3 separate regions of the Homo sapiens genome follow, and regions 2 and 3 are each linked to region 1. Evidence: chromatin loops called from intact Hi-C (ENCODE). Cell type or tissue: dorsolateral prefrontal cortex. All regions are shown on one strand.

What was found. Hi-C counts contacts between places; a loop is a spot of excess contacts. Peaks named below come from ENCODE experiments on the same cell type or tissue, not always from the same donor. Only the 100,000 strongest peaks of a DNase experiment are listed, where the experiment ranks them.
Region 2: it touches region 1 in a loop (3.0-fold over the local background); 15 of 110 quality-filtered maps call a loop at or near these places.
Region 3: it touches region 1 in a loop (7-fold over the local background); 20 of 110 quality-filtered maps call a loop at or near these places.

The regions. Positions count from the first base shown.
Region 1 is chr14:102,312,951-102,315,450 of GRCh38, reverse strand. No RefSeq gene overlaps it. Among named protein-coding and RNA genes, the nearest start is that of TRI-AAT5-4, 2.9 kb to the left of the region's middle. RefSeq lists enhancers at 795-874, 768-1,268. In dorsolateral prefrontal cortex, CTCF peaks have their summits at 854 and 1,067 (motif pointing right); a DNase peak (open chromatin) is centred at 1,120; H3K4me3 peaks cover 1,412 bases; H3K27ac peaks cover 1,529 bases.
Region 2 is chr14:101,769,536-101,772,035 of GRCh38, reverse strand. All of the region lies in intron 2 of PPP2R5C (protein phosphatase 2 regulatory subunit B'gamma), which reads right to left. Among named protein-coding and RNA genes, the nearest start is that of PPP2R5C, 9.1 kb to the right of the region's middle. In dorsolateral prefrontal cortex, a CTCF peak has its summit at 951; no DNase peak of the experiment used is centred here; H3K27ac peaks cover 1,501 bases.
Region 3 is chr14:102,045,570-102,048,069 of GRCh38, reverse strand. DYNC1H1 (dynein cytoplasmic 1 heavy chain 1) reads right to left here. Exons shown (of 78, transcript NM_001376.5): 73 at 42-253. Among named protein-coding and RNA genes, the nearest start is that of HSP90AA1, 40 kb to the left of the region's middle. In dorsolateral prefrontal cortex, CTCF peaks have their summits at 1,282 and 1,481 (motif pointing left); DNase peaks (open chromatin) are centred at 19 and 1,509; H3K27ac peaks cover 1,864 bases.

The DNA of each region.
Region 1 (2,500 bases):
GAGTCAAAGAAACCTAATCCCCATCCTGATGGAGCTCTCCGCATAACAAGGAAGGCGGATATTATAGGGAACGGAGAAGATTAGGTGGTGTGCTGGGAGGCTGGGCAAGCGTCCTGAAGTCTGGAGCACTTTACTGTGTCCAAAGGACAAGGATAGATGAGCAGGCCAAAGGGGTAAAGCCCTCTCACAGAGCACTGGTGGGGGTGCAGGCATCCTGTCCATTTTGCTTACAGCTGAATGAATGCCCAGAACCTAGCACACTCTCTGGCATAGCAATAGGTAAGAGTCACATGGGTTTAAAACAGTCAGATCAAGTCATTTCTCTGCTCACACTCTCTCCTTTTGTTGCAGCCCTAACAGGCCTGCCAAATTTAGCAAATATAGATCAAGATGCCGGGTTAAAATTGAATTGCAAAAGGACAATGAAACTTTTTTTAGTGTAAGTATGTCCCACGCCATATTTGGGACATACTTATACTAAAAGAATACATGTGCTGTATCTGACAACCCTACGCCCAGGGTAACATCCCGTTGAAAGACACCACCGGACCTGCGCCTTTCCCCTCTGCCCTCCTGCACCCCTGCCCGGCTCCCTCCGCGGCAGCCCCTCCGCCTCCTCCCTGGCCCTTGCTCCTGTGCTGGGGCTTTTGCGCTTCTGTTCCTCTTCCTGGACCACTTTTCCTGCAGACAATGTCAAAGCTCCTCCTCCTCGTCGTGGTCGCTGCTTAAATGTCACTTACTCAGCGAGGTTTACCCGATGCCCCCATTTGCAATCGCAACCCGCACCCAGGATCCCTGCGGTTCCCGGCCCGACCCCCCTCCATCGCTTATTCCCGCTGCTAATCGTCGGCCTCCCACCGCTAGAGCGAACTCCAGGAGCAGTGGGCTCTATTTTACCAGCACCTAAACAGTGCTTGGCACACAGCGGGTGGTCAGTCCAGGTCTCCTGAAGGAAGCCGAGTTGATCGACCCTTGTGGGTGCAACCGTGGCATTCCCGGGACTTCAAGCCACGCGTCCCGAGTGGGCAGAGTGGACGGGGCGCGCCGGGGCCGGGGCGCCGTGACTGACGTCAGCCGCTAGAGGGCACCTGGGACCTGCGCCATCAGCTCCGAACCCAGGCTTAGGGCGACCCACGTGCAGCTGCAGGGCGGGCGCGGGCGAGCAGTTTTCTTTCCTCCTCTGGACCTCTTCCTCCACTTCTCACCCCGTCTTAGAGCTCTTAGACAAACAAACGCTAATTTTCATTCTCTGAGTGACGAAAACACGAATCTACATACTTTCAGAATTAAGTGGTAGAGAATACCATTCGGGCTTGTTTTCTTGCTTTTGTTTTTGTTTTTGAGACGGAGTCTCGCTCTTGTCGCCCAGACTGGAGCGCAGTGGCGCGATTTCGGCTCACTGCAACCTCCGCCTTGTATTTGTTTTTTGTTTTTTTAATGTGGGGCGGGGGGCCCATGTGCATTTTAAATAATCCATTTTCTTTAAACTCAACTTACGAAATGTTTCATTCTGTTTATAAGTTGGAACCTTTGGTCTGACAGTAACGACCCGCTGTGTTAGTTTCCCAGGTCGGCCACAGCAGAGTATTATAAGGTAGGTGGCCACACAACAGAATATATGGCCTCACAGTTCTAGTAGGCAGACGTCCAAAGTCAGGGTGTCGGGAAGGTCGCTTCCTTCGGAGGCTCCCACGGAGACCGCCCCAGGCTGTCTCCTGGCTTCTGGTGGATTTCGGGCCAACTTTGGCCTTCCTTCGCTTGTAGAAGCTTCACTCTGATCTCTGCCTGCATCTTCACATACTGTTCTCCCTGTGTGTCCCTATGTCCAAATCGCCCCTTTTGTGTAGACGCCAGTCATAATGGACTAAAGTCACTCTGAAGACCTTTTTTTTTTTTTTTTTTTTTTTTTTTAAGACGGAGTTTCCCTCTTGTTGCCCAGGCTGGAGCGCAATGGCGCGATCTTGGCTCGGCTCACTGCAACCTCCGCCTCCCGGGTTCAAGTGATTCTCCTGCCTCAGCCTCCTGAGTAGCTGGGATTACAGGCATTCACCACCACGCCCGGCTAATTTTGTCTTTTTAGTAGAGATGGGGTTTCACCATGTTGGCCAGCCTGGTCTTGAAGTCGTGACCTCAAGTGATCCACCTGCCTTGGCCTGGAAGCACGTACATTATTGCGAAGTTTTGACAAAGTCTCAAAAGTCTTTTTTATTTTGTTTTTGAGATGGAGTTTCGCTCTTGCCACCCAGGCAGGAGTGCAATGGCGTGATCTTGGCTCACTGCAACCTCTGCCTCCTAGGTTCAAGCAATTCTCCTGCCTCAGCCTCCCAAGTAACTGGGATTACAAGCGCCCACCACCAAGCCCAGCTAATTTTTGTATTTTTAGTAGAGACGGGGTTTCACCACGTTGGCAAGACTGATCTTGAACTCCTGACCTCAGGTGATTTGCTCGCCTCAGCCTCCCAAAGTGCCGGGATTTTGGGCGGAGCCACCGCGCCAGGCC
Region 2 (2,500 bases), 540 kb after region 1:
CACATCTGCTGGTCAACAGAGTAGCTGCTGGCCACATGTGGCTACTGAGCACTTGAAATGTGGCCCGTGCAACTGAGGGACTGAATTATTTACATAATTTTAATTTTCATTAATTTAAATTTAAATTTAAAATAGCCATATGCAGCAAACAACAAACATCTTGGCCAGGGCAGGTCTAACCCCTTCAGAGCCCCTTAGTAATTTGATATTACCACCGGGCCATGCCAGCCCTTGGTCAGAGCTAACACCTGCAGGCTGCAGGGTATCTGAAATTAATCTCTTGGGGGCCATTTTTGTGTTGTTGTTGAGATGGAGTCTCACTCTGTCACCCAGGCTGGAGTGCAGTGGTGTGATCTCAGCTCACTGCAACCTCTGCCGCCCAGGTTTTCAAGCAATTCTTATGCCTCAGCCTCCCGAGTAGCTGGGATTACAGATGCCTGCCACCAAGCCCAGCTAATTTTTGTAGTTTTAGTAGAGATAGGGTTTCACCATCTTGGCCAGGCTGGTCTTGACTCCTGACCTCATGATCCACCCGCCTGGGCCTCCCAAAGTGCTGGGATTACAGGCATGAGCCACCGTGCCCAGCTGCTCAATCTTATATTAAGGAAATATATACAAGATAGTGTGGTGGCACACACCTGTAATCCCAGCTACTTGGGAGGCTGAGGCAGGAGAATAGCTTGAACCCAGGAGGCGGAGGTTGTGGTGAGCCAAGATCGCACCACTGCACTCCAGCCTGGGCGACAGGGTGAGACTCTGTCTCAAAAAAATACACACACACACACACACACACACACACACACACACACACACGAGATGAAGAAAAAGCCAAATGCCCTTAATAAAGCATTTTTTTCCCCTTCTGGAGAGCTTAATTTCTAGGCTTGTTCTCTCACTCCCCCAGGTGGAGAACATGAAGATGACAACGCTGTTTGGATTTGGGAAGCAGCACTTCCTTCACTGCAGGAGCACTGGAGAGTCTCTGCTTAAAACAACATACTGATAGGAACGTGTGAGGTGATTAGAGAGGACACTGTGCTAAACCAGACACCGCTGTGCCCTGCCCTTTGGCAGGTACCCAGTGTTTAAGGAAACACTGGAGACCCATCTTCGAATTGAAATATTCCAGATGAATCTTCCCTGTGATTTAGGAAAACATCACCGCATTTCATGTTGGTGGCAGACTGACTCACTCAGCTCCGCTAAGGATGCAGGTGGAAACCTTTCCACCATCACATGGCAGGGCTATAAGTTGCCATTCACCCTGCTGTTGCTTTAATGTAGGAACTTTGAGCTTCTTTCTTGAACTGGAAAATTTTAGATTTCATATCATTTGCTTGATGAGCTCTTTCTAGAATTGCATATACCGTAGCGAAGCTTTTACTGAAGAGGGAGAGGAATGCTGATCTTATCTATTGGCTTTAACCATGATACACACCCTAGGGTCCAATGTGCTTTCTGGAACTCCATAATTTTATGGTAAGCCCGTGTCTCCCTAGACGCTTTAAAGCATCTGATTTTCTCACCCAAAGCTCCAGGTGGCTCTTTACATGAAATGGGTTCCATCTTGTCCCATCCACTCAAGGACAATAAGATCTAACTGAGTGGGGGCCAAGTTACTCCCAAGTACACTGGATGTCCAGAAGCAACAGGTGCTACACTTCAAAAATGATGGAAACAGCCACTACTTCAGTTCCTAACAGGTCTTTATCTCCTCAATCCTCAACACAGTGCTCGCACAGAACAAGACATGCTCAAAACAAACCCTATCTTATAAAACATATTAAATATATATGTAGCTATGCTCTACTGAGAAACATTCCCAAAATAAATTAAGAAACACAAAGCATAAAAGATCACAGAGAAACCTTTACAGTCACTGCCACATAATGACATTTCAGATAACAACAGACTGCACAAATGATGGTGGTGCCTTAGATTGTAACACCATATTTTTATGGTATCTTTTCTATGTTTAGATATACAAATTCTTGCCATTGTGTTACAGGTGCCTACAGGGTTCAGTTAAATGACATGCTGTACAGGTGTGTAGCCTGGAGTGACAGGCTATTCCATATGCCCTAGGTGTGTAGCAGACTACCACCTAGGTTTGTGTTAAGCACATGCCATCATGTTTACAAAACAACAACATTGCCTAACAACACAGCTCTCAGAACGTACCCCCTCATTAAGTGATGCATAACTGTATTTAAATGGAAATCTTATTTTGAAGTGCTTTAATTAAAATAAGATCTTATGAGGCTATACTTTTTACCACTGACCTTTTAACCAAGATCTTATGAGACTACACTTTTTTCCACTGAATATGTAAAAGAAAACTAAGAAAAAAACCAAAATACTCTACTTTTTAAAATTTTCCCAAGACATTAGAAAAAAACCTAAGTACCATAATCTTCTGCTTTAGTATACTGTTATTTATTTAAAATGAATTACACTGAATAAAAATTCTACATTAGAGTTCCCTTATTGGATCAAAAAA
Region 3 (2,500 bases), 270 kb after region 1:
GGGACCTTGAGACCTGGCCGGCCCGCCACCCTCCCAGCTACCTTGATATTCTCCACGGTGCGCTTGAGGTGGCTCAGCGTCTGGGGGATGAGGTGCAGCCAGTTGGACGCGGTGGTGTGCAGTGTCCGCATCCAGGCAGGGCGCCCGTCGGACGTGGAGTCTGTCCTCGTCTTCTTCTCAGTCTCTGCGTAGGCCAGGTCGTCCTCATCCTCCAACATCTGCATCTTCAGCATTTTACTGATCATGTCCACACCTGGGCCACAGTCCCACAGTCGCAGCAGGAAGGAGGGAGGGGACGGGCAAGAAATCACAGAGGGAAAAGGGACTTGAACGTAAAGGCCACATGGTGAGTGAGTCCACACTGGGAACTGCAGCAAAATCTGGAAGGTGCTCAGCCGTGTGTACATATATATATATATATATATATACACACACACACACACACACACGTGTATATATACATATATGTGTATATATATATACGTATGTGTATGTATATATATATGTGTGTGTGTGTGTATATATATATTTTTGAGATGGAGTCTCGCTCTGTCACCCAGACTGGAGTGCAGTGGCGTGACCTTGGCTCACTGCAACCTCTGCCTCCTGGGTTCAAGTGATTCTCCTGACTCAGGCTCCCAAGTAGCTGGGATTACAGGCATGTGGCACCGCGCCTGGCTAATTTTTTCTTGTATTTTTAGTAGAGACAGGGTTTCACCATGCTGGCCAGGCTGGTCTTGAACTCCTGACCTCAGGTGATCTGCTCGCCTTGGCCTCCCAAAGTGCTGGGATTACAGGCATGAGCCACCATGCCTGGCCAGTCATGTATGTTTTTAAAGCACAGACAATGGCCTGACCAGAAAGCTAAGGAGACAGATACAGAATAAGAATTGTTACCAGGTCGAGAACATGACTGTTAAAACTGACCCAGCAAGACAGCCACAGTGGCTCACGCCCACAGTCCCAGCACCAGCAAGACAGCCACAGTGGCTCACGCCCACAGTCCCAGCACTGTGGGAGGCGGAAGCGGGAGCATCTCTAGAGCTCAGGGGTTCAAGACTAGCCTGGGCAACATAGTGAGACCCTCATCTCTACAAAAAATTAGAAAGGCAGGTGTGGTGGTGGCACCTGTGGTCCCAGCTACTTGGAAGGCTGAGGTGGGGGGATCGCTTGAGCCCAGAAAGCTGAGGCTGCAGTGAGCTCTGATTGCACCACTGCACTCCAGTCTGAGTGACAGAGCAAGACTCAGTCTCAAAGCAAAAAAAAAAAAACGGAACCAGCAGCCCGAGTCCAAAGACTCAAGGAAGGCTCTTCAGGACCCTGGGTTTGGGTTCACTGTGAGACCTGGGCCAAGCCCCGGCCGGCTTTCAGCCCGACCATGAATGAGTGCGTGCTCGAGAGGCGCTCCAGGAGGGGGTGCCACCTGCCCTCTTAACTCAGAAAACTGGTCACCACAGTGTCCCTTGGCCTGTGACTGCCACCATGTGGCTGGGATTACCCCGAGCCTTGTGGTGCCTGCAGTGTGCTCCAGACCCGCCCAGCTCGCCTGGCTCTCCCTCCAGACCCGCCCAGCTCGCCTGGCTTTCCCTCCAGACCCGCCCAGCTCGCCTGGCTTTGGCTTTCCCTCCAGACCCGCCCAGCTCGCCTGGCTTATCCCTCCTGATTCTGTCCTGTTAACCAGCTGTGAGTTTCAGCAATGCCCTTGTCTTCTTAGCTTTTCTTGTCTTCTTAGCTTTTCGTGACTTTTTCCCATAAGAAAAAGTTGAGATTTGATCAGCTGCTGTCAACCCCACGTGTAGTGCTTGGAGGCTTTGTGAAGGCCAGTTGCTGGGCCCATCCCCTGTCCTGATAGAGTGCGCCTGGGCAGGGCCTGGGAACCCGCATTTCTTTTTTTTTTTTTTTGAGACAAAGTCTTGCTCTGTCGCCCAGGCTGGAGTGCAGTGGTGCCATCTCGGCTCACTGCAAGCTCCCCCTCCCGGGTTCACGCCATTCTCCTGCCTCAGCCTCTTGAGTAGCTGGGACTACAGGTGCCCGCCACCACACCCGGCTAATTTTTTTTGTATTTTTAGTAGAGACGGGGTTTCACCGTGTTAGCCAGGATGGTCTCCATCTCCTGACCTTGTGATCCGCCCACCTCGGCCTCCCAAAGTGCTGGGATTACAGGCTTGAGCCACCGTGCCCGGCTGGGAACCTGCATTTCTAAGAAGTTCTGGGGAGGCTGCTGCTGCTGCTGGTTTGGGAGCCACACTATGAGAGCCACTGGCTTAGAGAATTTCTTAGCTCCCTTCTGGCTCACAGCACTTGAAGTCTTAAAAAACATCTTGTAAGTAAGTGAAAAGGAAACAAAGACTGCTAAAAAATTCTAGGGAAGATGAATGGTTTTAAAAAATCACTTAATATCAGGTACTTTTCAACTCTTGAAGAAAAAAAAAAGAAACTGATTTTCTTTTTTCTTTTTTGAGACAGAATCTTGTTCTGTTGCCCAAGCTGGAGTGCAATG